Linked DNA regions of Homo sapiens: region 1 is linked to region 2. A link is an interaction called in ENCODE POLR2A ChIA-PET data of the cell type or tissue named here. Cell type or tissue: PC-3. All regions are shown on one strand. Each heading gives the region's core, and the rest is flanking DNA. Links, peaks and the distances in the headings are about the cores only.

Region 1 (16,252 bases), core at 5,176-13,175, 63 kb after region 2:
AGAATTTTTGTATTTCCATCTTGATTGTATTGTTGATCCATTGATCATTCAGGAGCAGGTTACTTAATTTCCACGTATGTGCATGGTTTTGAGGGCTCCTTTTGGTGTTGATTTCCAATTTTATTTCACTGTGGTCTGAGAGAGTACCTGACATAATTTCAATTTTCTCAAATTTGTTAAGACTTGTTTTGTGGCCTATCATATGATTTATCTTGGAGAATGTTCCATGTGCTAATGAATAGAATGTACATTCTGCAGTTGTTGGGTGGAGTGTTCTATAAATATCTGTTAAATCCATTTGTTCTAGGGTAGAGTTTAAGTCCATTGTTTCTTTGTTGACTTTCTATCTTGATGACCTGTCTAGTGCTGTCAGTAGAGTATTAACATCCCCCACTATTGTTGTGTTGCCATCTATCTCATTTCTTAAGTCTAGTAGTAATTGTTTTATAAATTTAGGAGCTCCAGTATTAGGTGCACATATATTTAGGATTGTGATATTTTCCTGTCAGACTAGTCCTTTTGTCATTATATAATGTCCCTCTTTGTCTTTTTAAACTGTTGTTGCTTTAAAGTCTATTTTTTCTGATAGAAGAATAGCTACTCCTGTTTGCTTTTGGTGCCCATTTGCATGGAACATCTTTTTCCATCACTTTATCTTAAGTTTGTATGTGTCCTTATGTGTTAGGTGAGTCTCTTGAAGACAGCAAATACTTAGTTGGGGAATTCTTATCCATTTTGCAATTCCATATCTTTCAAGTGGAGCATTTAGGCCATTTACATTGAGTGTTAGTATTGAGATGTGAGGTACTATTCTATTCATTATGCTAGTTGTTGCCTAAATACCTTTTTTTTTTTTTTTGTAGTGTGATTATTTTATAGGCCCTGTGAGATTTATGCTTTAAGCAGGTCACATTTTGGTATATTTCAAGATTTTGGTTCAAGATTTAGAACATCTTTTAGTAGTTCTTATAGTGCTGGCTTGTTAGTGGCAAATTCTCTCAGCATTTGTTTGTATGAAAAATACTTTATCTTTCCGCTGGGCACAGTGGCTCATGCCTGTAATCCTAGCACTTTGGGAGGCTGAGGCAGGCGGATCATGAGGTCAGGAGATGGAGAGCATCCTGGCTAACATGATGAAACCCCATCTCTACTAAAAATACAAAAAATTAGCTGGGCGTGGTGGTGGGCGCCTGCAGTCCCAGTTACTTGGGAGGCTGAGGCAGGAGAATGGCATGAACCCAGGAGGCGGAGCTTGCAGTGAGCTGAGATTGTGCCACTGCACCCCAGCCTGGGTGACAGCAAGACTCCGTCCCAAAAAAAAAAAAAAAGAAAAATACTTTATCTTTTCCTTCATCACTTTTACTGGATACAAAATTCTGGGTTGATAATTATTTTGTTTAAGTGTCTAAAGATTGGACCCCAATCCCTTCTAGCTTGTAGGGTTTCTGCTGATAAATCTGCTGTTAATCCGATAGGTTTTCCTTTACAGGTTACTTGATGCCTTTGCCTCACAACTCTTAAGATTCTTTCCTTCATCTTGACCCTAGATAACCTGATGACTATGTGTCTAGGTGATGATCTTTTTGAGATGAATTTCCCAGGTGTTCTTTGAGCTTCTTGTATTTGAATGTCCAAATCTGTAGCAAGGCCAGGGAAGTTTTCCTCAATTATTCCCTCAAATAAAATTTTCAAACTTGCAGATTTCTCTTCTTCCTCAGGAACATCAATTATTCTTAAGTTTGGTCATTTAACATGATCCCAAACTTCTTGGAGGCTTTGTTCATTTGATTCTTTTTTCTTTGTTTTTGTCAGAGTTAATTTGAAAGCCTTGTCTTAGAGCTCTGAAGTTCTTTCTTCTAGTTGTTTGATTCTATTGTTGAAACCTGCCATAGTATTTTGCACTTCTCTAAGGGTGTCCTTCAGGCCGGGCGCGGTGGCTCACGCCTGTAATCCCAGCACTTTGGGAGGCCGAGGCGGGCGGATCACGAGGTCAGGAGATCGAGACCATCCCGGCTAAAACGGTGAAACCCCGTCTCTACTAAAAATACAAAAAATTAGCCGGGCGTAGTGGCGGGCGCCTGTAGTCCCAGCTACTTGGGAGGCTGAGTCAGGAGAATGGCGTGAACCCGGGAGGCCGAGCTTGCAGTGAGCCGAGATAGCACCACTGCACTCCAGCCTGGGCAATAGAGCGAGACTCCATCTCAAAAAACAAACAAACAAACAAACATAAAAAAGCCCAGAGTATTAACACTTGCTTATGATGCAATTTGAGAGCAAACACTTTTTGTACTTTTAAATGAAATTGTGCTGGGAAATACAAGGCAAAAAAACTGGGAAAATTTGTTTTTGTTAACAGAAGATGATGCAATAAGGAATCCAGATGAAACATAAGACCAGTGTTTACAATTTCTCATAAAAAGTGTAATTTTCAGCTGTAGCCTCATAGCTAGCTAACAGCTTTTAAAAACATGTACAGCCAGCCAACAGTTCTCTAAAGCATGTTTATGCTGCACTAAAAGATCCCTGCTAAACATCAACTGTACTTAAATGGGTTTTACTGAAGTAGGACTTTCATGATACTTTTAAAAGCCAGTCGTTTAAAAAGTGAATATGATAGGGCTACAATAATAACATTACTATTTTTTTCCCTTGGTTAATATGCCTCTATTTGAAACAAACCTACAGGTGCTTCTTAATACCATGGAATCATGAATTCTTGCAGTTATCAGCGTTTCCTAATGATTAAAACAATGTTCACATAATTACAAAGTTACTTCATCAAAATACTTAGAAGTATTTTGATTTTCTGAGGAGTGTTTGAAAGCTCTGTTTATAAATAGTGATTGTTACATTTATTATGTATTTGGTGCTGAAGATAAACACTTTTTACATAAAACAGTGTTTTAATATACTGGTCTACTAATGAGGCTAGTTATTAGATATACTGTATGTTAACACTGAAGAATAAAGCTTTATCTTCATATTTATTTTATTTGTAGGTCTCTTATCAATGAAGAACTTTGTATCCAACAATAATAAACTGTCATATTGCAAGTTGCATTTTGTAGAAGCAAAAAAGACTGGCTGTGACGAAATAAAGAAGATATTTGCATTATACATGCTTCTTACAAACAGTCCATTCTGAATGGTAGAATTAAATGCAAACCAAATGCTTTTAAATGTTTGTGTGCCTAGATGGCAACTACAATCTCCACACACTTAAAAGAACAATAACACAGAACACAGTATCCTTAATGATTGTAGCACATTTAACACCTTCAGCCATCACTGGGTTTTCAGATCATATTGGCAATTGAAATTTCACATCCACATGCGCTTGCTTTGCTTCACTATTTCAGAGAGCTTTACAAGCACTCTAGCAGCTTCCACCAAATCATCACAAGCAAGTATTTTAAGTCCACTGTCTGCTTTTAGTGCCTTAACATCATCAACTTGTGTACCTTGTAACTGTACCACAACAGGTATTTTAATTTCCAAACTTTTTACTGCCATGACTATACCCTTTGCTGTAATATCACAGTGCATGATTCCTCCACAAATGTTGACCAGAATAGCCAGTACCTTTTTATCTGAAGTGATAGGCTTAAATGCTTCTGTTACTTGATGGACTGTAGCACCACCACCAACAAGGAAATTAGCTGGAGTCTCTCCATGAAGTTTTATTATATCCATTGTGGCCATAGCCAAACCAGCACCATTTACTAGGCAGCCTATACTTCCATCGAGGCCAGTGTAGTTGAGATCTGCCTTAGCAGCATCTTTGTTCCTTTCATCTTCCTGGGTCCAGTCCTGTAGATCAAACATTTTCTTTTGGCGATAGGCTGAATTAGAGTCAAAATTGATCTTTGCATCCTTACACAATGCAGCTCCATCTGAATCTTCCACCATTGAATTTATTTCTATCATGGTTGCATCGTATTTCAGAAAAAGGCTGTAAAGCTTGATCATGTTTTCTGCTGCTGAAGCCACAATATTAGATGGAAATCCCATCTTCTGTGCAAGCTGGAGAGCTTATTCCTCTTTGATACCTTCTACAATATCAATAGGTACTTTAATTATTGCTTCAGGAGTCTCAGCAGCAACATCTTCAATGTTGGCCCCACTATGTAAACTTCCTATTAATACAAGACCTTGAAATGACCTTTCCATTGTTATTGCAAAGTAGCACTCTCTCTTGGGATATTTTCACTCACAGACCAATACCTGATTGCATATTCTGCCCTTTTCTCCCATTTGCTTGGTAAACAACTGTTTCCTAATCATTTGTGAAGGAACAGCTTTTGCTTCTTCTGGAGAGAAAACCATCTTCACTCCTCCTTTGAGGCCACTTTCAAATGTTCCTTTTCCTCTACCACCAGCTAAAACCTGTGCCTTCATCACAACATCTTTTGAACCTAATTTTTTGGCAATTGCATAAGCTTCATCTGGTCACTTTGCCACATATCCTTTGGGAACAGAGACACCAGTTTCTTGCAATAATTCCATACTCATGTATTCATGTAGTGAGAGATTCCTTTGCTGTTGCTGCTGTACTTGGAGTCCATGGTTATTAAACAATCCAGAACTTCCCAGAACCTGAGCAGCAGCCCGCAGTGTGGTCCGAAGGGTGGCGGCCACCAACAGCGGGCGGAAGAACATGGAGGCCACCATTTCTGAGTCTAACATTACTATTAATAAAAGTTACAGAAGAGATTATTGCTGTAGTTTTCCTCATAAACACCATCAAATTTCGTTGCAGTTACAAAAAGTACAACCATGTTACTTTTTCTCTTACCAAATTTCATTGTCTTCCATGTCTGTAAAGTTTTTATTCAGTAGAAGATAATTCTTCCACTCTTTTCTGTAAGAATTCAAAGTATTTAAATGTGTAACTTCATACTATATTACCATGTTTTTCCCTTCTTGTTTCATATATATACGTATATATATGTATATATATGTATATATACGTATATATACGTATATATGTATATATGTATATATATGTATATATGTATATATGTGTATATATGTATATGTGTATATATGTATATATGTATATATGTGTATATATGTATATATGTGTATATATGTATATGTGTGTATATATGTATATATATGTGTGTATATATGTATATATATGTGTATATATGTATATATATGTGTGTGTGTGTGTGTATATATATATGTATATATATATATATATATATATATCTCATTTTTCAAAAAGGAAACCAGGTGTCCACATTTTAAAGAAACCCTGCATGGGTTTGGACAATGAGAAGAAAAAATTTTAAAAAGCCTACAAAAAAGTTTCAGAGCTATAAAAGATTTTCATATGGCATGAAGTGATCTCCTGCTAGTCCAGAGTTCAAAAACACTCTAATGAAGTTCATTTATATATATTTTGTTTGCTTTTCATGGAATACTACATTTATTGAGGTGAAATCACCTGTTTTTTTTTTTTTAGCTATTTAAGTCAACAAGGGTACACAAGTGTTTTTCAATACAGTTATTAAAAATAGGAGGCCAACTTGAATGTGCCAGATGGATTCCATTCAGTTGGGTTTCTAGAGTCATCAGGAAGAACGTTAGAGAAAAGATTTCCTTGTTTGGTTTCTATAGCTTGATAGACCAAAAAACAAACAAACAAAACCTACTACAACAACAAACAGCAAAATTTTTGTCCATACAGAAATGGCTCATTCTTTTTTTGTCTTTTCTGACTTGACATCTGCCAAGGGAACACACTTAGGAACATATTTAGATGAAAAAGATTCTGCCATCCTGAACTCAGTGAGTTCTAATGGCCTGCCTGTAGCCCCTTTGACTGGTCTGCAGCAATTCCTGTTGGTGTAGATGCTTCATAGGGCAACATTTCCTTAAGAATATCCCTTTCTACTCTTCTTTATTCTGTTCCCCCCCAACCCCAGTGGTCTCTTTGGAGTTTGGGGTATGTTTGAAAATTTACTGAGTTGCAGAATAGGAGCTGCATGCTTGAAATTTCCAGTCATCCTACTGACAACGAAGGTTTTGTGTCCTGAAGCCATTAGAGTTTCAGCTGTGGGAGCACTCTCTGAAATTACTGCACTGTCTATTGGAAAATGTTCTGGTTTCCACCCTCTTCCTTGGCCTTCTCCTCCGGTCTCTGGTAGACTCCCTACTCCAGGCCTGCAGAGCTCCGCCTTCTGAAGCTCCACTTGTGCGTTCAGCCTCAGTTATTCCAGCGTGAGAATAGCTCTGACTATCTCAAGTCTTCTTTTCTTCAGTGTTACTGGAGTCTTTGCTCTGCCCTTTAGTGGTTCTGTCTTCTCAAGCTTGATCTTTACTCTAGTCTTCTTCATTGTCACAGTATCTATTAGAACCTTTATTTCAATTCTGCCTTCCATTTTCTGCTGAAGATTAAATTGTTAATCCGCCGAGATGGGCAGATCCCTTGAGCTCAGGAGTTGGAGACCAGCCTGGACAACACGGGGAAAGCCCGTCCCTACCAAAAATACAAAAAAAAAAAAAAAAAAAAAAAAAAAAAAAAAAAAAAAAAATGTAGCCAGGCGAGGTGGCGCATGCCTGTGGTTCTAGCCACTCAGGAGTCTGAGGCACGAGAATCTCTTGAACCCGGGAGGCGGAGGCCGCAGTGAGCCGAGAGCCGAGATCGCGCCACTGCACGCCAGCCTGGGCGACAGATCGTCCTCGTTCCTTCGGTTTCAAGGTTTTTTTCTCACATCGCTTCCTGGTTGTTCTCCAGTAGGACTAGGTTTCTCTTTATACCTCGCAAGCGGGTCCACGAGATCTTCATTAGTGAGCGCGGTTACCTCGAGATCAGCTTTATCTTTTGGTCTGAGTTGAACTGTTTTCTTCGTGGCTTTCCTGCTGTGGGTGGCTTGGCTCTGGAGCCAGCTGGGGGAGGCGGGGCCCTCGCTGTCGGCGCCGCGGCGGGGTAGAGGTAGCGGCGGGGTAGAGGTAGGGCCGAGTGCTGCAGGCGAGGCTGCGCGTCCTGGTCTCTGCGCTGCTCCGGGCCGGGAGCCTCACTTTAATGGCGACCAACTCACTCATCAACTTGTCTTTCGTCAGGACCCAGGAGTCTTCCAGGAACGCTGGCATATCCAGGAGCTGCGAGTCCCGCTCCCGGCAGCCTTCGCAGCCTCCGGTCCCGCCCGAGCTCGCCCGGGCCTCGCGGCTCCCGCCCCGGAGGAGCGCCGCGGAGCAGGGCAAAAACTTGCGGACAGAAAGCCAGGCCAGACCCGACACAAAAGCCCCGGGGCTGAACGATGCAGACACCCGCGGCCAAGCCGGAAGCCCGCACCAACCCCAGCCCCCACACTACAGGCCACTTATTTTATTTTATTCTTTTTAAAATGTGGGTTTCTGGTCTATGCAATTCACCTCGGTGTGACTCAGGAAGGACACTGGAAGTCCACTGATCTGGCCAGGACAGAACCACGTGTGTGTTTAGGAAAAGTGGCCTTCTGTTCTCCATCCCTAGGGGCTCACGGGATACCCTTAGAACAGACTGGCCACAGGAATTCCCAGTTAAGGCAGAAGGTTGACATGAGATCAGTGTTTCAGGATTAAGTTCTCACGAAGGGCAGAAAACTGGGAAGCCCATACTTTTCCACGTTAATCAATTGGTTCCATAAACATCATTCCATTTATGTTTTTGTGTTTTTTATTAATAATTCCTTTGAGCTTCACTGGGAGAGATGAGTATGACTGTGGAGTTCAGTTCTGTAAAGCATGGGGTGGCTAAGAAAGGGAAGTAACTGGCCCCAGAATCCCACAGTCACCCAGTGACCTTCAGCCCAAGAATCTGATGGCCACTGCTGCACTCCAAGGGAAAGGAGGCCATCCGGAGAGAAGAGAATTACAAGAATAAGAGTGCAGAGAGTGTCCCACAGTCCTGAGATTCGTACAGAAGCACAGGAGGAAGCAAGTGTCCAAGTATCCAGAGTCCTGTGAAGTAGGGATTTCAGTCCTCAAAGCTACCCTCTCCCATCTGCCAAGTCTTCTGTGGACGTGCGTGGCTGTGTTTCCCTTCCCATTCCCTTTGGGCAGTGTGCTATAGGTTTCCATGTGAGGGCCAGTACTCCTTGCCTCTCATCTCCCTCTCCATTTTGCCGCAAATGCAAGGGACCCCATACTCGCCCTTGCCCCACCTCTTGCCTCTCCTGGGGACATTCTTCCTGCTCAGTAGTGGGCCTTGTGAGGACCTGCAGGACAGCCTGAGTGGGAGCTACCCCAAGGGCCCAAGGAGTTCCAGGAACCCCATCTGCACTCACTCACCTCCCCATCAAGCGCCCCTGCATTCTTCCTGCACTGCACTCCAGGTGTTGACAGCTCCTGGGCAGGGTAGCAGGTTCCAGGGAGCCCAGGCTGAATGGAGCTTGGGAGCTGAGGTCCTCTGCTGGGGATTCACTGTTCCAAGAGGACAGGATTCTGCCTTTATGGGGGAAGGGCTGGATAGGAACCAGGAGACCAGTTATAGGCCTGTTGCTATCAATCCTGGGACCAGTTAATTGATCTGTGTTCAGTACAGGATAGCAAAAATGGACTTGACCTTTTCTCTGTGTAACTTTTTTCAGAAACCATCACGTCCAGCCTTCCTTCCCTGGGCACAGAGGAGACCTGCCTCAGGCGAAGTTCTTCTGTGGAATTAAAAAGTCTCTTGGGCTCAGCTCTCCCCAGGGGCCTTCAGAACTCACCAAGGATAGAGCTGCAGACCTCTGGTGGTCAAATAGGGACTAAAACCGATTACACCTACAAGTCAATTGCAAATCAGTCTTTCTTTCTGTTGCACCTGTGCCCCTCACTTAGTCACCTGTCTTAGATGGAAGCTTCGGGCCCCTCCTGGGCCCCAACCCTGCGGTCCCCAGGTTCGCGGTTTTTCACGTCTAATCTCAATTGGCCCCTTCCCCACACACCGTGTTTGACCACCCAGTTCACAGAACGCCCCGGGCTTCCTAGTGGGCCAGGTCCTCCTTAGAGAGGCAAGAAGGTGGAGAGGGAGCGTGGACGCCGAGCGCCCGCTGGGCAAACCCGAATCTGGGGCCTGACCTAGCCGGTAGCCGGTGACGGGGCCGGTGGTGGCTTGGAGACTCCTCTCTGGTCCTCTGCTCTTGGCCCCAGCCCCGCGCTCACAGCCACCTCCTGAAGCCGCCAGTGCTGCGTCCTCTTGGCCACGTAGGGGAAGAGCGGACTGGACGGAAGCAGCGGACTCTGGGCGCTGTCAAGGTCACTGTTGTGAAAAGCCGGGAGACCAGATGTGGACACAGGGAGGCCTGGACCCGAGGCGCGGCTGGCCAGAGGCCTCGTGTCTGCCCCTCTTCACAGCTTCCAGGGAAGCTCCCCGCGTATCCTCAAAGCAGAGAGCGGTTTCCAAACGGACCCCCACAGCGCCCGATTGGGCCATCCCGCCCCAGGCTGGAGGGTGGGTGCTCATGGGGTCGCCAGTCACCAAGGGCCCCATCTGAGCGCACCCGGTCCCTCCTCCAGGCTCGCCTGGGCCTCGAGGGCGGCGAACAGCTCGGCTTTGAAGAAGGCTCCGGCCGGCGCTGCCCAAGTCGGGCAGCCTTCCTGGCCCACCCGGGAGTTGAGTTTCAAGGCTTCCCGGAGAGGCCAGCCCAGATTCGCAGCGGAGAGTTTCTCAGGCCACAAACCTCGGAGAGAAGCAGCCGTGGTTCCCTGTGCCCTGGGCCACCGCTGGGCGGGGCAGGAAGCCTCCCTGGCGTTTCCTCGCGGGCGCGACTACGAGCCGCGGAAACCAGTGGCCGCTCCACACTATTTAAGCTGAGGTTCCTCTGCCATGGCTGCGGTTTGCGGTTTCAGCTTAGTGTACCACTTAGTACTAATATTATTACTTAGTGAACTTAGTGCACTTAGTGCTCTAAGTTTACCAAGTTTACCATTTATTGTACTTAGTGTACTTAGTGCTCTAAGTTTACCAAGTTTACCACTTAGTGTACCTAGTCTACTTAATCAACACTTAGTGTATTTAGTGTTTCAGCTTAGTGTAGAGAGGCTTCTTTCTTCCTTTTCTGGAGGAGTCAGTGGTTAGAGACGATTTCCGTGGTTAGAGCGTACTTGGTCTTTAGAAGACGACTTTGGTGTCCATTGCCAACCCCATCAGAGATCGCAGGCCTTTTCCCCTCAGTCCCAGCTCATCAGCAAAGGTCTGGGTGGCTGTCTCCAGAGGAGACTGAACGAGGTTGTCAAAGCGGCTGGATCAAAAGTGTTGCCATGTCGGATGGAGTGGTGTCCACGATGAACCTGAGCATGGTACCAGCATCTGGGGGTGTGGAATTGGGAGGGAAAGCTGGGGCCCCACAGTGTGAGGAAGGAGGAGCATGGTCAAACCAGACTGGGCAGAGTCCTCGGTATTTAGGAATCTCTAAATACTAAATACTAAATCTCTAAATACTAAATACTGAGCTGGGATGGAATCTCTGTGCTGGAGGCTAGTGGTGCAAACATTTTTTCCGCATGAGGTTCAGAAAGGTTAGGCGGCGGTTTCTCATCTGCAGGCACAGGTGACTGACTGCCTTCAGCATGGGCCCATCTGTCCATCTCTCCTCCTGACCCTGGTCTCATTACAGGAGAGGGAACTGGGTGCTAGAGGGTGGGGAATCCAGGATGTCAGAGGTGTCACACCTGGATAAAGCGTTTTGAAAACACAAGTCCCAGGGCTGATTATTGATTTTACCACATGCAGCCTGTTTTTATTTATGAAGTTTCTTTTCTTTTCCCTTAACTTCCAATGATACACTATAATGTACATCAATGTCCTTAAAATGTATGTAGTCCTCTTCATCTAGTAACTATACTGATCCTCAAGTATCCATTCTCTAGTCAAGCGTTATACCTGTTTCTCCTACCCCACGGCAGTGCTGGGTCTGGTGTACCCCTCCCGCAGTATCGCCTCCCCCTAAATAAGCACGTTTCCCTATAATTTCTTACTTTTTCTCTATGCCTTCCCATCATGTTTGCACTCACTGTGAAGTAAGGAAACGCTTCCTAATTCTGTTATTCCTTCCTACTCTTAGGAGATTTCTCCCTCTGCGCTGAGGATCTCACTGTGCACCTCCAGCCCTGGGTCCTGGTGGGCTCTGGTGGCCACTGGAGTCTTTGGAACTGCCTCCCTCTGGCTCTGCTGGGTGAGTGCTCTTCTGTCTTCTGTTTCTCCACTGATAAAAACAAATCCGAGAACATGTTCACAATAACACTTCCAGAAAGGATGGTGTGGAAGGGGATAAGGAGTAGGGGAAGGAACTCCACTCCCTTGGATGAATTTAGAGACAATTTGCTACATTAATCTCTGGCCAGGAGCCAAGACAGAGTCTAGAGTAAGCCAGGCTGCTCAGGTCAAATATCTGAAGGCCTCCTCTTCTCCCTCCTCACATTTCAGTAGACTCAGTGCCAAGGGCTTGTCCTGGGGACAGGTGGCCTCAGCCACAGTAAATCCCTGAGATCCTGGACCACTGCGTGGAACCCTGTTCTCTGCATGAGGCAGGCTCCAGGTGCTACCTGCTTCCCTTTCATTTCCCCTGTTACAAAACATGGTCTCCCCTCTACTCTCTCTCAATCCTTCCTAGCCACCAGCTTCCTGGCAAGCAACCACATGGAAGCCTTTTACTTCATATTTTGTTCTTTATCTTTATGTCTCTTGATAATATACATTTATGCCACTTCAAATGTTTCCATTTTAGATATTATGTATTGACTTTTCAATATCCCTTCTGTCCATAGTACCTTCCCCAGCACACACATTTTCATCCTCCTCGTGTAGGCAGGTGGAGATTTTGAGTGCATTGAGAGCCAGAGTTAAAATTACTGACTTACGTGACTGCTACTCAGACCTGAGCCACATGGTAAACTCTCTTAGTTTTTCTTTCCACATATGCTGAAGTTTTCAAGATTTGATCATTGCCTAGTATTTTCATTTTCTTACTTTCCATGAACCTTAAATGAATTCACCAACTGTTCCTTAGTTGAGTAAATGTCTTCTCAATACCTTTAAACTTATGTTGGCTGTTGTCAAGGTCATCTTCTTGGAGATGGCTTCCCCTCTGCTGTCCACCCACCCAGGTGACCCTCTTCCTTTCTGGTCCTGTTGCCCTTTCACCTTTTCATGGGTTGATGCCTGATTTCATACATCCCATATCTTGGTATTTTTTTTGTTCTTGTTGTTGGTTGATGTTGTTGTTGTTGTTATTTTTTGTATATTCCTTCCTCCTCTGTTTGGTATGTTCCCTCCTTCAGTTTTGTTATCCTTCAACTTTGCTATCAGGAGAAAATTTTTCATGACTTGCAATATCTGAATTTCACCCTATTTTACAGGGTTGGATTCGGGCATCGATGTCACACCCAGCAGGAACAACTGGGGCCACTGGAGGATTCCCAAGGACACAGGTTGTCCTTTTCATGCAGGAAGAATCTGAATCGTTTCCATCCAGTTTCCCCGGCATGCAGCAGAATACAACACAAGGGGCTGCGGTCTTCTCTGACTCTTAAGGCCCTTGGAAGATCCTGTTCTGCCAAAATCAGGGTGATTTGGGCAAGCATCCTTAGGGCTCTGGACCTTAGTTTCTTTCCCTGGTTGATTGATTGACCATATAGGTGTCCTAACTCACATAGTTGAAAATCAGATGTGGTGAAAGTGCATTGAGACCAGAAACAATGTTATTGTCCTGAAATGCATGCCCAGAGAGCACTGAATAAATTTTTAAAACACCTGACCACAGCTGGCATTTCTGTTCTTTTCTAAACTATGGGACTGATCAAAAGAGAGAGGTTAGGTGGGGTGAGTGTGGGTCCTGGCCAGGAGAATGAAGGAGGGAGGGAGGGAAAGGCTGTGAGAAGAAGTGGAAAGCAGGGTACAAAGGATGCAGGATGGTGTCACTTCAGGGAAGGGCCTGGGATTCCTAGTAAGTATGGAGGAGAGGTGGCACCTGAGATTACCTTTGGAAGCCCAGATGTAGCTGATCCTACAACTTGCTTCTCCTCCTGCCTGGACGTCTACACCAATGTGACTAGACACACAGTAGAAAAGAACTGGCACCTGATTCTCAGACTGGTACCATCTTCTACCCTCGAGTGTTTGTTTCATTCCTTTCCTCCCTGTTTCCCCACCCCAACCACCAAACTCATTGCTCCATTCTTCCAATATAACTCTATATCAGGGCACCACTGAGTTCAACGCAATGTGTCACAATCGCTGTGTTCTCCCTCTCCCAAGTGCATGATTCTCCACACTGCAGGGCTGCTGCTGGAGGATGGGGCTGGGGCGGCATTGGCAATTCGGGACAACATCCTACCCTTCTCAGTGTTTCTTTCAGTTATATGAAGTTAAAAACCAGGTTTTGTGAATGCTCACATAACTTTTGTTTCTAGTGAAGGTGATTTTGTCTTTTTTTAAATGTAGATAGTTGTTAGATTGGTATCTTTGTTGCAGGGGGACGGTTAGTGAAGTCTTCTATCTAGCCATCTTGCTCCACCCCTCTCCCTAAAAAATTTTTAAATTTCTTTCCTAATGTCTTCATTGACCCACCAGGCATTCAGGAGCATATTGTTTAATTTCTATGTGTTTGTATAGTTTCCAAAATTCCTCTTGTTATTAATTTCCAGTTCTATTCCATTGTTGTCAGAGAAGATGTTTGATATTATTTCAATTTTTTGAATGTTCTAAGACTTGTTTTGTGACCAAATATTTGGCCTGTCTTTGAGAATGATCCATGTCCTGAGAAGAAATATGTGTATTCTGCAGCTCTTGGATGAAATATGCTGTAAATATCTATTAGATCCATTTAATGTATAGTGCAGATCAAGTCCAATGTTTCTTTGGTGCTTTTCTGTCTAAACGATCTGTCCTATGCTGAAACGGGGGCTGCTGAAGTCTCTGGCTATGATTGTACTGAGATCTATCTTTCTCTTTAGCTCTAATAATAATTGCTTTATACAGCTGGGTGCTCCAGTGTTGGGGTATGTATATTTATAGTTGTTATAGCATCTTACTGAATTGACCCCTTTATCATTATATAGTGACCCTCTTTGTCTCTTCTTATAGTTTTTATCTTAAAATCTATTTTGTCTGATATAGGTATAGCTACTCCTGCACTTTTTTGATTTCCATTGGCATGACCAATCTTTTTCCATCCCTTTATTTTCAGTCTATGTGTGTGTTTATAGGTGAGTGTGTTTCTTGTAGGCAACAGATCATTGGGTCCTTTTTTTTTTTTTTTTTTATTCATTCCACCACTCCATTTCTTTTGATTGGAGAGTTTAGACCATTTACATTCAGTGTTATTATTGATAAAGAAGGACATTTTCTTATTTGTTTTCTCGTTGTTTTGCTTGTTTTCTCTTCCTTCTTTCCTTCCTTTATGTCTTCCTTTTAGTGAAGGTGATTCTCTGGTGATATGATTTAATTTCCTGTTGTTTATTTTTTGTATATCTGTTGCATTTTTTATGATTTGAGATCACCAGGCTGCTTGCAGATATCTTATAACCATTATTTTAATCTGATAAAAACTTAACACTGCTTGTATAAACAAAAACCGAAAGATATGTAATAAGAATTCACACTTTAACTCCATCCTCTTTCTTTTTAACTTTTTGTTGTTTCTATTTATATCTTCTTATACCATCTATGTCTTTTTTTAGATGAGGATCTCACTCTGTCACCCAGCCTGGAGTGCAGTGTCACAATCTCAGCTCACTGCAACCTCTGCCTCCGAAGCACAAGCAATCCTTTCACCTCAGCCTCCTAAGTAGGTGGTACCACAGACACGTGCCACCATAACCAGCTAATTTTTTCCATTTTTTAAAAGAGACTGGGTTTTGCCATGTTGCCCAGGCTAGTCTGAAACTCCTGAGTTCAAATGATCTGTTCACTTCAGCCTCTCAATGTCCTGGGATTACAGGCATGAGCCACTGCAGCTGGCCTTGTACCGTCTATGTGTTGAAAAGTCTTGTAGTTATTATTTTTTATTGGTTCACCTTTTATGCTTTCTACTTAAGACACGAGTAGTTTACACACCACAAATACAGCATTATAATATTCTGTGTTTTTCTGTGGCACTTGGTTCTTGACTGAAGAAATTACAAAGTGCCAATCTGGGTCTAAATGTAATCCATTTTCTGAAGTTAAGTGTCCCAAATATTTCTTCTGAGTTTTCACTAGCTGCAATTTTTCGTCAGAGACTTCATGGTCTTTAGCAGTCAGTTGCTTTAACAGTTGTACACCATTTTTTTCATAGGCTATCTGTGAAGCAGAGCAAAGAAGGCGGCCATCTATATATTGTAGTAAGGTGGAACCTTAAGGAGAAACTATCTCCTCCAAGTGTTCCTTTAATATTTGAAAAACACAGGAAGGGTTTTCAGTAAAAGCAAGAGGCATTACTGTCCAGGTGAATTGTTGGCCTTCCAAGGTAAAGGCAAAAAGATACTGGCTGGCCTGATCCACTGGATTACTGAAGAATGCACTTCATAGATCAATGACAGTGAAAAACCTCCTATCAATAGGTTGTGAGTTTAATGAGATATAGGGATTTGGAACCACTGATGTCTTGGAATCACTATATAGTTTATTGCTCAGAATTCCTGAGCAAACCTTTAATCCCAGTTGTTTGGTTTTTAATAGGTATAATTAGGGTGTTAGAAGGATGAGTACATGGAATAATGAGGCCTTGCTTTTTATGTCCTTCTGTAATAGGTTTAATGACTTATAACACCATCTGGTTTAAGTGGATATTGTTTGATATTAGGCAGGGGTTTTGATGGATCAAGCTGGATTTTTATAGGAGGTATATTATAAAGTTTGCCAATATCAACAGTTTTGCCTATACAGAGACAGGTATTAGATTCAGCAGTGAAAGGGTGTGATGTAGTTTGTATATTTGTCCCCACCCCAATTTCATGTTGAATTGTAATCCCCAGTGTTGGAGGTGGGTCTTGGTGGGAGGTGATTGGATCATGGGGGCACATTTCTCAGGAATGGTTTAGCACCGTCCCCTTGGTGCTGTCTTTGAAATAGTGAGAGCTGGTTGTTTAAAAGTGTGTGGCGTCCTTCCCCTCCCACTCTCTCTCTCGTTCCTGCTTTCGCTATGTGACGTGCCTGCTCCCCTATTGCCTTCTGCCATGATGGTAAGCTTCCTGCGACCTCATCAGAAGCTGATCAGATGCCCAGCACCGTGCTTCCCATAAAGCCTGCAGAACTGTGAGCCAATTAAACTCATTTTTCTTTATAAATTACCCAGTCTCA
Region 2 (16,252 bases), core at 3,834-11,833:
ATGAGCCTCACACAATTGAGTGTCTACCATCCACCCGCCAGCAAGGCCCCAAGACAGCACGTTTTCTTCCCTGTTGATCACTCTATTCTCAGTACCTATAACAGCACTGTATTAGTTAGGGTGTTCCAGAGAGTTAGAACCAATCAGATGAAAGAACTGTTTCATGCTATCATAGGGGTTGGCAAATCCAAAATCTGCAGAGCAGGCAGGCCAGCAGCAAAGAGTTGATGTTACAGCTCAGGTCCAAAGGCGGTGTGGAGGCAGAATTCCCTCTTCCTCAGGGACCTCAGTCTTTTTGTCTTAGGCCTTTGAATGATTGGATGAGGCCCACTCACATTGTGGAGGGCAGTCTGCTTTATTCAAAATGCACCAATTTGAAACATCCAAAATACCCTCACAAAACCATCCACAATGTTTGACCAAATATCTGAATACCATGGCTTAGCCAAGTTGACAAATAAAATTAACCATCACAAGTACCTAGCACAAATGCATAATTTTATGTCTATATGTATATATATTTTCTTATACATACATATGCATGCATACACATATTTATGATTATAAAAAGTATATATATATCTATATATATAGAGAGAGAAATAAAGGAATGATCCATGTACCTTACAAATACACTAGAAACATAAATTCATAGATAGCAGCAGATCTCATTACGATGTTTAATTTTATGTGTCAACTTGTCTGGGCCATGGTGTCCAGATATTTAGTCAAACATTATTCTGGATGTTTCTGTGAAGGTGTTTTTGGATGAGATTTACATTTAAATTGGTGAACTTTAAATGTAATGAGGGTGGGCTTCATCCAATCAGTTGAAGACCTGGTTAGAACAAAAGGCTGTCCTCTCTCTTTTGTTCTGGTCAGAAGTTTCCAGCACACCACCTTTGGACTTGAACTGCAACTCTTTCCTGTGTCTCCAGCCTGCTGGGCTCTCCTATCAGACTTTGGACTCACCAAGCCTCCACAATTTTGTGAACTAATTCCTTAAAATAAGTCACACTCTCTCTTTCTCTCTCTGCAAGTATGTATGTATGTACGTATGTATGTATATTCTATTTCTCTGGAGAACCCTGACTAACTCAGAAAGCAAAAATGCCCTCTATGGCAGGGTGCAGTGGCTCATGCCCGTAATCGTAGCACTTTGGGAGGCCGAGGCGGGCAGATCACCTGAGGTCAGGAGTTCAAGACCAGCCTGGCCAACATAGTGAAACTCCGTCTCTACTGAAAAAAACACACACACACAAAAATTAGCCGGGCATGGTGGCAGGTGCCTATAATCCCAGCTACTCAGGAGGCTGAGGCAGGAGAATCGCTTGAACCTGGGGGGCGGAGGTTGCAGGGAGCCAAAAACGTGCCACTTCACTCCAGCCTGGGTGAGAGAGCGAAACTCCGTCTCAAAAAGAAAACCAAAACCAAAAATGCCGCCAATCACGTCTATGAGATAACCATTGTTTACTGTTTGTTCCGTGTTCCTGTATTCTCTCCCCCAACTTTTTCCTGTTTATATATCAGCAAAGATGGATGGAGGGGAAGATTGAAAAAAATGTTTCTTCCAGTTTATATTGTTCTGCAACTTTTATTATTTATTTATGATGTGCTCATTTTCCCATGTCAATACATATAGATCTTTACAAAATGATACTGTGATATTTCATTGTATATACACAGCCTACTTTAACTATTCTGGTACTCCCCCCACGGCCCCCCCCCCCATTATTCACTAGTAGACATAATGCCTCAAAAAAACATTCTTGGGTGGGTGCCGTGGCTCACATCTCTAATCCCAGCACTTTGGGAGGCTAAGGCGGGCAGATTGCTTGAACCCAGATATTGGAAACCAGCCTGGGCAACATGGTGAAACCCTATCTCTACAAAAAATACAAAAATTAGGCTGGGCGCGGTGGCTCACACCTGTAATCCCAGCACTTTGGGAGGCTGAGGCAGGTGGATCACGAGGTCAGGAGTTCGAGACCAGCCTGGCCAACATGGTGAAACCCTGTCTCTTCTAAAAGTATGAAAATTAGCTGGGTGTGGTGGCATGCGCCTGTAGTCCCAGCTACTCAGGAGGCTGAGGCAGGAGAACTGCTTGAATCCAGGAGGCGGAGGTTGCCATGAGCTGAGATCGTGCCATTGCACTCCAGCCTGGGTGACAGAGCGAGACTCCATCTCAAAAAAAAAAAAAAAATTAGCTGGGTGTGGTGGTGTATGCCTATAGTCCTAGCTATTCGGGAAGCTGAGCGGGGAGGATTGCTTGAGCCTGGGAAGTTGAGGCTTCAATGAGCTGTGATTATGCTACTGTACCATGCCTGGGTGACAGCGAGACCCTGTCTCAGAAAACAAAACAAAACAAAACAAAACAAAAAACAAAAAAACCCCAAAAATTCTTGTACTTACTTTTTTGCACACTAGAGGGAGTGTTTCTATAAATTCCTAGTTGCCATGAATGGAATGTTTGTAGTCCCCTCAAACTGTATGTTGAAGCTCTCTAATTCCCAATGTGATAGTCTTTGGAGGTGGGGCCTGGGCTATAATGAGGTTTGGATAAAGTCATGGGGGCATAATGGGATTGGTGCCCTTATAAAGAGATGAAGAGAGGCTATTGCTCTCCCTGCCACAGCAAGGCGGTGGGATGGGCCGGGTGTGGTGGCTCACGTCTGTAATCCCAGCATCTGGGAGGCCGAGGTGGGAGGACTGCTTCAGCCCAGGAGTTCAAGACCAGCCTGGGCAACATAATGAGACCTCGTCTCTACAAAATTACAAAAATTTAGCTGGGCCTGGTGGCATGCACCTGTAGTCCCAGCTACTCGGGCGGCTGAGGTGGGAAGATCAGTTGAGCCCAGGAGGTTGAGGCTGCAGTGAGCCAAGCTTACACCATTGCACTCCAGCCACCTGGGTGACAGAGAAAACCCTCATCTGTTAAAAAAAAAAAAAAAAAAGAAAGAAAGAAGAAAGAAGGAAGAAAGACAGAGAGAAAGAAAGAAAGAGAAAGAGAAAAAGAAAGAAAGAAAAAGAAGGAAAAGAAAGAAAATGAAGGTGGGACATCTGTGAACTGGGAACAGAAAAAGGACCTTCACCAAGCACCTTAACTGCCAGTGCCTTGATACCTGAACTTCCCAGCCCCATGAACTGTGAAAAATAAACCTCTGTTGTCTATAAGCCATCCAGGCTGTGGTGTTGTTATAGCAGCCCAAACTAACTAAGGCACTAATTTAAGTGGAAATGCTAAATCAAAGGTTATGAAAATGTTTAATATTAATAGGTACTAAATTACTTCCCCCAAAGGTGATAAGTTTACACTCTTATCAACAAGAGGTTAAAACATTGTTTTAAGCTGGGTGCAGTGGCTCATGCCTGTAATCCCAGCATTTTGGGAGGCCAAGGTTGATGGATCACTTGAGATCAGGAGTTCGAGACCAGCCTGGCCAACATGGTGGAACCTCGTCTCTACTAAAAATACAAAAATTAGCCGGGCATGGTGGCGGGCGCCTGTAATCCCAGCTACTCAGGAGGCTGAGGCAGGAGAATCGCTTGAACCCAGGAGGCAGAGGTTTCGGTGGGCTGAGATCGCGCCACTGCACTCCACCCTGGGCGACAGAGTGAGACTCTGTCTAAAAAAAAAAAAAGTTTTAATTTACTTTTACTATATGACTGGAGGGGTTGAAAATAATTTCATATTTATTGTTCAATTGAATTTATTCTTCTGTAAATTACTTATATCACTTATATGGTTTTAACAATATATCTTTTAAAATTAATTTGCAGTTGGTATATGATGGATATTACAATTCTACTGTATATGCTGATACTGTTGTAACCACCCAATTGGTTCATTTTGCCTGCTGCTCAGATAGAGCCAATTTATGAAGACAGGGGAATTGCAATAGAGAAAGAGTTTTATATACATAGAGCCAGTTAAACAGGAGACTGAAGTCTTATTATTACTTATATCAGCCTCCTCTCAAATTTGAAGGCTTTTTCAAGATAGTTTGGGTTGGGCATGGCAGCTTACACCTGTAATCCCAGCACTTTTCGAGTCTGAGGTAGGAGGATTGCTTGAGTCCTTGAGTTTGAGATCAGCCTGGACAACACAGCAAGACACCATCTCTACAAAAAATTTAAAAATTAGCCAGGTGTGGTGGTGTACACCTGTAGTCCCAGTGACTTGGGAGGCTGGGCCAGGGAGGTTGAAGCTGCTGTGAGCCATGATTGCACCACTGCACTACAGCCTGGGCGACAGAGTCTCAAGAAAAAAAGAAAAAAAAAGATAGTTTGCTGGGCAGGTGGCTAGGGAATGGGTGCTGCTGATTGATTGGGATGCAATCATAGGGATGTGGAAAATGGTCCTCGTGCACTGAGTCCACTTCTGAGTGGGGCCATAGGACCGGTCTTGGATCTGGGTGGAGTCATCTGGTTTTCCAAAATGGAAAAGCCTGAGCTGGGCAAGGTGGCTCGTGCCTGTAACCCCAGCAGTTTGGGAGGCTGAGGCAGGAGGATCGCTTGAGTCCAGGAGTTTGAGACCAGCCTGAACAACAGAGCCAGACATCATGTCTACTAAAAATACAAAAACAAAACAAACAAACAAGCAAAAAACACCCCAGAACCAAAAAACAACAAAACTGGCCAGGCATGGTGGCATGCACCTGCAGTCCCAGCTACTTGGAAGGCTGAGGTGGAAGGTTCACTTGAGCCCAGGAGATAGAGACTGCAGTGAGCTATGATCACTGCACTCCAGCCTTGGTGACAGAGCAAGACCTTGTCTCAAAGCAAACAAAACAAAAAATAACTGCAAAGACATCTCAAAAGGCCACAGTGATATCATTTTACAGGACTAATTGGGGAAGTTACAAATCTTGTGACCTCTGAAACAATGGCGGGTAATTGTTTATCTAAGCCTGCATTCAGGCCCCTCTCATCCTCCCTAACCTGGTGGCCTTTCATCATTTTTACAAAGACAGGTTAGTTTTGGGAAGGGCTATTATCATTTAAACTGTAAACGAAATTTCTCCCAAAGTTAGCTTGGCCTTTGCTCAGGAATGACTAAGTGCAATTTGGAGGTTAAAGGCAAGAAGGAGTTGGGTTAGATTGGATATCTTTCAATGTCATAATTTTCTCACTGTTACAATTTTTGCAAGGGTGGTTTCGGTGTTTTCATTTTTTTTTCCTTTGTTAAAGCTATATTGACACCTTCCTTCCATCTCCTCCTTGCATTCCCACAGCACATCCTCCAACAGAAGCCACAGACAACAGAAGAGAGCAGCTTCCCTGTGTGTCCCATACCCACCTCTCCACTTCTGCCACTGGGCATGGACTCCTTTTGATGAACAAGTTCCTCTCACCACGAGCTCACTCTCTTCACACCTAGCTTTAGACCCATGGAAAAAGTCCTGCTGAGTCAAGTCAAGAAGTTCTTCTTCTTTTTTTTTCTTTTTTTGAGACGGAGTTTCACTCTTGTTGCCCAGGGTGGAGTGCACTGGCGCAATCTCGGCTCACTGCAACCTCCGCGGCCCGAGTTCAGGTGATTCTCCTGCCTCAAGCTCCTGAGTAGCTGGGATTACAGGTGCCTGCCACCACGCCTGGCTAATTTTTTGTATTTTTAGTAGAGACGTTGTTTCACCATGTTGGCCAGGCTGGTCTCAAACTCCTGACCTCAGGTGATCCAACCGCCTCGGTCTCCGAAGTGTTTGGATTACGGGCGTGAGCCACCGCGCCGGGCCAAGTTCTTCCTGAGGACCCAAACCCTAGACACTCAAACCAGTGGTCTCTCTGTCTCTTCTGCACCCACTCCCACCATCGTGCCCTGGACCTCAACAGGGGTTATGCTGGGTGAGAGGCTGCTAGATGTTTAGAGACACTGAAATCCAGGGCATGACTGTGGCCAGGAAGAAAACAAGGGCAAGAGAAAGATGCTAGAGATAAACTTCCTTTTTCTTTATTCTTCCTAAGGATGAGTCCAGCAGCCAGGTCCTGGGTGACTTTGTCCATTTAGGCACATAAAAAATGGACCAACATGGAAATGTTCACACACTCCCTTATTAGATGAGTTAGGTTCACACAGAAAAAAACAAAAAAAGTTTCCTAAAAATTGTCACCACTATGATGATGCACTTGTTCTGTGTTTTTGTTTTCTTGTTTTATTTTGATTCTTTTCTTTTTTTTTTTAAGAGACAGGATCTCACTATGTTGCCCAGACTGGTCCCACACTTCTGGGCTGAAGTGATCCTGCCTGTTTCCCAAAGTTCTGAGATTACAGGTGTGAGCCACCAACCATGCCTGGCTTTTTTTTTTTTTTTTTTTTTTTTTTTTTTTTTTTTTGAGACGGAGTCTTGCTCTGTCGCCCAGGCTGGAGTGCAGTGGCACAATCTAGGCTCACTGCAAGCTCCGCCTCCTGGGTTCACGCCATTCTCCTGCCTTAGCCTCCTGAGTAGCTGGGACTACAGGCGTCCACCACCACGCCAGGCTAGTTTTTCATATTTTTAGTAGAGACGGGGTTTCACTGTGTTAGCCAGGATGGTCTCGATCTCCTGACCTCGTGATCCGTCCGCCTCGGCCTCCCAAAGTGCTGGGATTACAGGCGTGAGCCACCGCGCCCGGCCATCTTAATTCTTTTATGGACAGTGTGAAGTAGACATTTTAACTCCATGGTAGAGGTGAGAAAACTGAGGCTTAGTAGCAATGCTTTAATTGGAAACATTTATTCACAAATAGATAAGACTCTAAAAAGAAAAAAAAAGTGATTCATGCGATTAGTCCCCACTTCTCAGGGAAAACCCTACAAAACACCCGAGCTGCTGGCTACAAATGTCATGGGTTTATTTAATTTTCCACGTGGTTGTTTCTCCCTGGCCAGTGAACATTTCATTTAGCAGGGAGGCTGGATCTGGCCTGCCATCTGGCTTTCGTGGTGCACTTTAGACTCTGGAGTTTGACAACAGCTGTTGCACAACCATGCCAGGAGGCCACCAGTCTTGGGACAATGGTTTCTCATTAGTTTGCATAAGGTAGAACAGAAATAGTAGCTGAGGGAAAACAAAAACTTTAAATAATTTAGGGATGGGATTTTCCTGGATGAGTCACATTTTAATGAGTATATCAATGATTCATTATGTATGAATGTTATGATGTGTGCAGAAGTTATTTCTTTTTTTTTTCTTTCTTTTTTTTTTTTTTTGAGACGGGGTTTCGCTCTGTTGCCCAGGCTGTAGTGCAGTGGCGTGATCTCGGCTCACTGCAAGGTTCACACCATTCTCCTGCCTCAGCCTTCCAAGTAGCTGGGACTACAGGTGCCTGCCACCGCACCTGGCTAATTTTTTTTGTATTTTTAATAGAGACGGGGCTTCACCGTGTTAGCCAGGATGGTCTCCATCTCCTGATCTCGTGATCCGCCCGCCTCAGACTCCCAAAGTGCTGGTATTACAGGCGTGAGCCACCGCGCCTGGTCTATGCACAAGTTATTTTTATCAGCTCTAACTGTCCTTAAGACCAAGTATCAACATGAACTCAACATAGAACCAGACCATCAAATGTCTGCATTACAAATTGTTAAAGCATCATTTTCAAAAATAATTAAGCATAATTAGTCATATTGCTCTCACTTGAAAGTATATAATTAATAATGTTATAAGGGCAAAATATTCTTTTTTCTTTTTCTTTTCTTTTCTTTTTTTTTCTTTTTTGAGACACAGTCTCACTCTGTCGCCTAGGCTGGAGTGCAGTGGTGCGATCTCGGCTCACTGCAACCTCCGCCTCCCGGGTTCAAGCGATTCTTGTGCCTTAGTCTCCCGAGTAGCTGGGATTACAGGCACCCGCCACTACGCCCAGCTAATTTTTTGTATTTTTAGTAGAGACAGGGTTTCACCATGTTGGCCAGGCTGGTCTTGAACTCCTGACCTCGTGATCTGCCCGCCTCGGCCTGCCAAAGTGCTAGGATTACAGGCGTCAGCCACCGCGCCCAGCCCTATTATTTGTATTTTGAATAAAAATTGTTATTTAAATTATTTTTCTTTATCATATCTTCTAAAATTTCTAATTAAAACACTTTATAATGTGCATAATGTATTGCTACAAAGCAACATACAGTTTAAAAAGTAGGGAAGATTTTTTTTATTTTTTATTTTATTATACTTTAAGATCTGGGGTACATGTGCACAACATGCATGTTTGTTACATAGGTATACCTGTGCCATGGTGGTTTGCTGCACCCATCAACTGGTGATTTACATTAGGTAGTTCTCCTAATGCTATCCCTTCCCTAACCCCCAACCCCCCCACAGGCCTCGGTGTGTGATGTTCCCTGCCCTGTGTCTGTGTATTCTCATTGTTCAACTCCCACTTATGAGTGAGAACATGTAGTGTTTGGTTTTCTGTCCTTGTGATAGTTTGCTGAGAATGATGGTTTCCAGCTTCATCCATGTCCCTGCAAAGGACATGAACTCATCCTTTTTTATGGCTGCATAGTATTCCACGGTGTATATGTGCCACATTTTCTTAATCCAGTCTATCATTGATGGACATCTGGGTTGGTTCCAAGTCTTTGCTACTGTGACTAGTGCCGCAATAAACATACATGTGCATGTGTCCTTATCATGATTTATAATCCTTTGGGTATATACCCAGTAATGGGATGGCTGGGTCAAATGGTATTTCTAGTTCTAGATCCTTGAGGAATCGCTGCATTGTCTTCCACAATGGTTGAACTGATTTACACTCCCACCAACAGTGTAAAAGTGTTCTTATTTCTCCACATCCTCTCCAGCATCTGTTGTTTCCTGACTTTTTAATGATCACCATTCTAACTGGCGTGAGATGGCATCTCATTGTGGTTTTGATTTGCATTTCTCTGGTGACCAGTGATGATGAGCATTTTTTCATATGTCTTTTGGCTGCATAAATGTCTTCTTTTGAGAAGTGTCTGTTCATATCCTTCGCCCACTTGTTGATGGGGTTGTTTGATTTTTTTGTTGTAAATTTGTTTAAGTTCTTTGTAGCTTCTGGATATTAGCCCTTTGCCAGATGGGTAGATTGCAAAATTTTTCCCCATTCTGTAGGTTGCCTGTTCACTGTGATGATAGTTTCTTTTGCTGTGCAGAAGCTCTTTAGTTTAATTAGATCCCATTTGTCTATTTTGGCTTTTGTTGCCATTGCTTTTGGTGTTTTAGTCATGAAGCATTTATCCATGCCTATGTCCTGAATAGTATTGCCTAGGTTTTCTTCTAGGGTTTTTATGGTTTTAGGTCTTATGTTTAAGTCTTTAATACATCTTGAGTTAATTTTTGTATAAAGTGTAAGGAAGGGATCCTGTTTCAGCTTTCTACATATGGCTAGCCAGTTTTCCCAGCACCATTTATTAAACAGGAAATCCTTTCCCCATGCTTGTTTTTGTCAGGTTTGTCAAAGATCAGATGGTTGTAGATGTGTGGTGTTATTTCTGCGGCCTCTGTTCTGTTCCATTTGTCTATATATCTGTTTTGGTACCACTACCATGCTGTTTTGGTTACTGTAGTCTTGTACTATAGTTTGAAGTCAGGTAGCGTGCTGCCTCCAGCTTTGTTCTTTTTGCTTAGGATTGTCTTGGCAATGTGGGCTCTTTTTTTGTTCCATATGAACTTTAAAGTAGTTTTTTCCAATTCTGTGAAGAAAGTCATTGGTAGCTTGATGGGGATGGCATTGAATCTATAAATTACCTTGGGCAGTATGGCCATTTTCACGATATTGATTCTTCCTATCCATGAGCATAGAATGTTCTTCCGTTTGTTTGTCCTCTTTTATTTTGTTGAGCAGTGGTTTGTAGTTCTCCTTGAAGAGGTCCTTCACATCCCTTGTAAGTTGGATTCCTAGGTATTTTATTTTCTTTGTAGTAATTGTGAATGGGAGTCCATTCATGATTTGGCTCTCTGTTTGTCTGTTATTGGTATATAGGAATACTTGTGATTTTTGTGCAATGATTTTGTGTCCTGAGACTTTGCTGAAGTTGCTTATCAGCTTAAGGAGATTTTGGGCTGAGATGATGGTGTTTTCTAAATATACAGTCATGTCATCTGCAAACAGAGACAATTTGACTTCCTCTTTTCCTAATTGAATACCCTTTATTTCTTTCTCTTGCTTGATTGCCCTGGCCAGAACTTCCACCACTATGTTGACTAGGAGTGGTGAGAGAGGGCATCCTTGTCTTGTGCCAATTTTCAAAGGGAATGCTTCCAGTTTTTGCCCATTCAGTATGATATTGACTGTGGGTTTGTCATAAATAGCTCTTATTATTTTGAAATATGTCATCAATACATAGTTTATTGAGAGTTTTTAGCATGAAGGGTTGTTGAATTTTTGTCGAAGGCCTTTTCTACATCTATTGAGATAATCATGTGGTTTTTGTCGTTGGTTCTGTTTATGTGATGGATTACATTTATTGATTTGCATATGTTGAACCAGCCTTGAATCCCAGGGATGAAGCCGGCTTGATCATGGTGGATAAGCTTTTTGATGTGCTGCTGGATTTCGTTTGCCAGTATTTTATTGAGGATTTTTGCATTGATGTTCATCAGGGATATTGGCTTAAATTTTCTTTTTTTGTTGTGTCTCTGCCAGGCTTTGGTATCAGGATGATGCTGTTCTCATGAAATGAGTTAGGGAGGATTCTCTCTTTTTCTATTGATTGGAATAGTTTCCGAAGGAATGGTACCAACTCCTCTTTGTACCTCCAGTAGAATTTGGCTGTGAATCCGTCTGGTCCTGGACTTTTTTTGGTTGGTAGGCTATTAATTATTGCCTCAATTTCAGAGCCTGTTATTGGTCTATTCAGGGATTCAACTTCTTCCTGGTTTAGTCTTGGGAGGGTGTATGTGTCCAGGAATTTATTCATTTCTTCTAGATTTTCTAGTTTATTCGTGTAGAGGTGTTTATAGTATTCCTGATGGTAGTTTGTATTTCTGAGGGATTGGTGGTGATGTCCCCTTTATCATTTTTTATTGTGTCTATTTGATTCTTCTCTCTTTTCTTCTTTATTAGTCTTGCTAGCAGTCTATCAATTTTGTTGATCTTTTCAAAAAACCAGCTCCTAGATTCACTGATTTTTTGGAAGGGTTTTTTGTGTCTCTATCTCCATCAGTTCTGCTCTGATCTTAGTAATTTCTTGCCTTCTGCTAGCTTTTGAATGTGTTTGCTCTTGCTTCTCTAGTTCTTTTAATTGTGATGTTAGGGTGTTGATTTTAGATCTTTCCTGCTTTCTCTTGTGGGCATTTAGTGCTCTAAATTTCCCTCTACACACTGCTTTAAATGTGTCCCAGAGATTCTGGTATGTTGTGTCTTTGTTCTCATTGGTTTCAAACAACATCTTTATTTCTGCCTTCATTTCATTATTTACCCAGTAGTCATTCAGGAGCAGGTAGTTCAATTTCCATGTAGTTGTGCAGTTTTGAGTGAATCTTAATCCTGAGTTCTAATTTGATTGCACTGTGGTCTGACAGACAGTTTGTTGTGATTTCTGTTCTTTTATATTTGCTGAGGAGTGTTTTACTTCCAATTATGTGGTCAATTTTAGAATAAGCGTGATGTGGTGCTGAGAAGAATGTATATTCTGTTGATTTGGGGTGGAGAGTTCTGTAGATGTCTATTCGGTCCCCTTGGTCCAGAGCTGAGTTCAAGTCCTGGATATGCTTGTTAACCTTCTGTCTCATTGATCTGTCTAATATTGACAGTGGGGTATTAAAGTCTCCCATTATTACTGTGTGGGAGTCTAAATCTCTTTGTAGGTCTCCAAGGACTTGCTTTATGAATCTGGGTGCTCCTGTTTGGGGTGCATATGTATTTAGGATAGTTAGTTCTTCTTATTGAATTGATCCCTTTACCATTATGTAATGCCCTTCTTTCTCTCTTTTGATCTTTGTTGGTTTGAAATCTTTTTTTTTTTTTTTAGTCAGAAACGAGGATTGCAACCCCTGATTTTTTTTTTGCTTTCCATTTGCTCGGTAGATCTTCCTCCATCCCTTTATTTTGAGCCTATTTGTATCTTTGCACATGAAATGGGTCTCCTGAATACAGTACAACGATGGGTCTTGACTTTTTATCCAATTTGTCAGTCTGTTTTTCAGTTGGGGCATTTAGCCTATTTACATTTAAGATTAATATTGTTATGGGTGAATTTGATCCTGTCACTATGATGTTAGCTGGTTATTTTGCCCATTAATTGATGCAGTTTCTTCATAGTGTCAATGGTCTTTACACTTTGGCATGTTTTTGCAGTGGCAGTGGCTGATACCAGTTGTTCCTTTCCATGGTTAGTGCTTCCTTCAGGAGCTCTTGTAAAGCAGGCCTGGTGGTGACAAAATCTCTCAACATTTGCTTGTCTGTAAAGGATTTTATTTCTCCTTCACTTATGAAGCTTAGTTTGGCTGGATATGAAATTCTGGTTTGAAAATTCTTTTCTTAAAAATGTTGAATATTGGCCCCCACTCTCTTCTGGCTTGTAAGGTTTCTGCTGAGAGATCCGCTGTTAGTCTGATGGGCTCCCCTTTGTGGGTGACCCGACCTTTCTCTCTGGCTGCCCTTAACATTTTTTCCTTCATTTCATCCTTGGTGAATCTGACAATTGTGTGTCTTGGAGTTGCTCTTCTTAAGAAGTATCTTTGTGGTGTTCTTTGTATTTCCTAAATTTGAATGTTTTCCTGCCTTGCTAGGTTAGGGAAGTCCTCCTGGATAACATCCTGAAGAGTATTTTGTAACTTGGTTCCATTCTCCCCGTCACTTTCAGGTACACCAGTCAAATGTAGATTTGGTCTTTTCACATAGTCCCATATTTCTTGGAGGCTTTGTTCATTTCTTTTCATTCTTTTTTCTCTAATCTTGTCTTCTTGCTCTATTTCATTGAGTTGATCTTCAATCACTGATACCCTTTCTTCCACTTGATTGAATCAGCTACTGAAGCTTGTGCATGAGTCATGTAGTTCTCGTGCCATGGGTTTCAGCTCCATCAGGTCATTTAAGGTCTTCTCTATACCGTTTATTCTAGTTAGCCATTTGTCTAACCTTTTTTCAAGGTTTTCAGCTTCCTTGCGATGGGTTTGAACATCCTCCTTTAGCTCGCAGAAGTTTGTTACCAACCTTCTGAAGCCTACTTCTGTCAACTTGTCAAACTCATTCTCCATCCAGTTTTGTTCCCTTGCTGGTGAGGAGCTGTGATCCTTTGGAGGAGAAGAGGCAATCTGGTTTTTGGAATTTTCAGCTTTTCTGCTCTGGTTTCTTCCCATCTTTGTGGTTTTTTCTACCTTTGGTCTTTGATGTTGGTGACCTACAGATGGGGTTTTGGTGTGGATGTCCTTTTTGTTGGTGTTGATGCTATTCCTTTCTGTTTGTTAGTTTTCCTTCTAACAGTCAGGACCCTCAGCTGCAGGTCTGTTGGAATTTGCTGGAGGTCCACTCCAGACCCTGTTTGCCTGGATATCACTAGCGGAGGCTGCAGAACAGCAAATATTGCTGCCTGATCCTTCCTCTGGAAGCTTTGTTCCAGAGGGGCACCTGCCTGTGTGAGGTGTCTGTTGGCCCCTACTGGGAGGTGTCTCCCAGTCAGGGTACACGGGGGTCAAGGACCGACTTGAGGAGGCAGTCTGTCCATTTTCGGAGCTCAAATGCCATGCTGGGAGAACCACTGCTCTCTTCAGAACTGTCAGACAGGGGCGTTTAGGTCTGCCAAAGCTGTCTGCTGCCTTTTGTTCTGACATGCCCTGCCCACAGAGGTGGAATCTAGAGAGGCAGTAGGCCTTGCTGAGCTGCAGTGGGCTCCACCCAGTTCAAGCTTCCCGGCCTGTTTACACTGTGAGCATAAAACTGCCTACTCAAGCCTCAGGAATGGCGGACGCCCTCCCACCCCCCCAACAAGCTGCAGCATGCCAGGCCAATCTTAAGACTGCTGCACTGGCAGTAAGCAAGGATCCATGGGCATGAGCCCCACCGAGCCAGGCACGGGAGGGAATCTCCTGGTCTGTCAGTTGTGAAGACCATGGGAAAAGCCCAGTATTTGGGCAGGAGTGTACTGTTCCTCCAGGTACAGTCTGTCACGGCTTCCCTTGGCTAGGAAAGGGAAATCCCCTGACCCCTTGCACTTCCCAGGTGAGGCGATGCCCTGCCCTGCTTTGGCTCGCCCTCCATGGGCTGCACCCACTGTCCAACTAGTCCCAATGAGATGAACCAGGTACCTCAGCTGGAAATGCAGAAATCACCCATCTTCTGTGTTGGTCTTGCTGAGAGCTGCAGACCGGAGCTGTTCCTATTCCAGCAAGATGCTTTTAAAACCTTAGAGATGATGGATCCCAGACACCAAGCTTCTGGCTGTGGCTTGGCCTTTCTAAGTATTCAACAAGTCTGTCTTTTCCAAGTGTCTTTAAAGACCAGAAATACCTGTTTTTAACACACAGGGTTGCAAAATTCAGAGGAGATTGGCGAGCATCCCTCTTGTCTGCCCCACATGTGTTTCTTTGCCAGAGGCCACCGTGGCGAGCAGGGGCCTGTGACTGCCCCAACCAAAATTTTGGAAAGTCATTCTGGCGCTACCAGATGCCCCGAGGTTCCCAGGTTGGAGTCTTTCTCTCCCACTGGGTTTCTCCTGCAACTCTTCCCAGCCCACTGGCCCCACTGCCAGAGCACACAGGAGTCCGGACACACACCGCGGGACAGCCTGACTCGCTACTGCTCTCTGCACGTGCTATATGAGAGGGTTCTTTTGAGAACAGAAAATGCAGTGACTGAGCAGGAAAGGGTGAAGGAGGAAAACCAGAGGTCGCATGCAGCCAACCAGGCATTACAAAAATGCCTTCTGGAAAAGTGCACTTGGAGTTGGTTTCCAGAGAAAATGAAAAGTCCCTCCAGAGAAATGTAAAGGCCAGAGAAACGAAGACTCAGAGAATGAAAAGGCCAACCCTGCTCATCCAGTAGCCCAGGGCTAGCCCAGACAGACCCATTCTCTTGTTGGGCTTATGACTCTGGGTGAGTCTTGGTTTCTTTCTCACCCCAAAGCCAATGTTAAACCTACAAATGAAAAAGAACACTTAAAAGGATGATCTGGGCCAGGTTCAGTGGCTCACGCCTGTTATCCCAGCACTTTGGGAGGCTGAAGCGGGTGGATCTCTGGAGGTCAGGAGTTTGAGACCAGCCTGGCCAACCTGACAAAACTCTGTCTCTACTAAAAATACAAAAGTTAGCCAGGAGTGGTGGCGGGTACCTGTAATCCCAGCTACTTGGGAGGCTGAGGCTGGAGAATCACTTGAACCCAGCAGGCAGAGGTTGTAGTGAGCTGAGATCTGCCACTGCACTCCAGCCTGGGCAACAAGGGTGAAACTCTGTCTCGAAAAAAAAAAAAAAAGGATGATCAGCAACTTGGCAAATCGTAGCCATGTTTGTTAAGTGGAGGAAAAGTATTAAACATATTATGAAAACAGAAATGGTAGTCATGTCAAACAAACAAACATTACATATGTAGGGAAAAAGATTGGCAACAAATACACAAAAAATAAAGTTCTGTTTTGATATTCTGAATTTGAGTGGTTCCCCACACCCTCTACAATTTCCAAGTTTTATGAAACATGTTGTCTCCTTTAATTAAGGCAGCAGTAACCTCTACGCACGTGATCCCCACTGCACTCTAAAACTTCCAATTAGGCCGGGCGTGGTGGCTCATTCCTGTAATCCCAGCACTGTGGGAGGCCTAGGTGGAGAGGATCACTTGAGTCCAGGAGTTGGAGACCAGCCTGGGCAACATGCTGAAACCGTCTCTACAATAAATACAAAAATTAGTGGGGCATGGTGGCACACACCTGTAGTTCCAGCTACTTGGGAGACTGAGACGAGAGGATTGCTTGACTCTGGGAGATCCAGGTTGTAGTGAACCAAGATCATGCTGTGTCCGGAATTGTTGGGTTCTTAGTCTCGCTGACTTCAAGAATGAAGCCGTGTACCCTCGCGGTGAGTGTTACAGTTCTTAAAGATGGTGTGTCCAGAGTTTGTTCCTTCAGATGTTCAGATGTGTCCAGAGTTTCTTCCTTCTGGTGGGTTCATGGTCTCACTGACTTCAGGAGTGAAGCTGCAGACTTCCGCGGTGAGTGTTATAGCCCTTAAAGGTGGCATATCTGGAGTTGTTCGTTCCTTCTGGTGGGTTCGTGGTCTTGCTGGCCTCAGGAGTGAAGCTGCAGACCTTCACAGTGAGTGCTACAGTTCATAAAGGTGGTGCACCCGAAGTTGTTTGTTCCTCCCGTCT

What was found. Peaks named below come from ENCODE experiments on the same cell type or tissue, not always from the same donor. Only the 100,000 strongest peaks of a DNase experiment are listed, where the experiment ranks them.
Region 1: POLR2A ChIA-PET joins it to region 2 with 15 read pairs; 9 of 35 experiments call an interaction of 5 or more read pairs at or near these places.

What each region holds. Positions count from the first base shown.
Region 1 is chr6:30,457,301-30,473,552 of GRCh38, reverse strand. LOC105375012 reads left to right here and starts at 9,950. Exons shown (of 3, transcript XM_047419620.1): 1 at 9,950-10,272; 2 at 11,037-11,147; 3 at 12,331-12,728. The coding sequence starts at 10,234. The coding sequence ends at 12,504. It also overlaps the pseudogene TMPOP1 and the pseudogene SUCLA2P1. RefSeq lists an enhancer at 6,894-7,637. In PC-3, for the core only: no CTCF peak of the experiment used is centred there; a DNase peak (open chromatin) is centred at 9,772; H3K4me3 peaks cover 1,514 bases; H3K27me3 peaks cover 7,059 bases.
Region 2 is chr6:30,518,844-30,535,095 of GRCh38, reverse strand. LINC02569 (long intergenic non-protein coding RNA 2569) reads right to left here. Exons shown (of 2, transcript NR_149088.1): 2 at 15,516-16,252. Among named protein-coding and RNA genes, the nearest start is that of LINC02569, 11 kb to the right of the region's middle. In PC-3, for the core only: no CTCF peak of the experiment used is centred there; a DNase peak (open chromatin) is centred at 6,995; H3K27ac peaks cover 2,873 bases.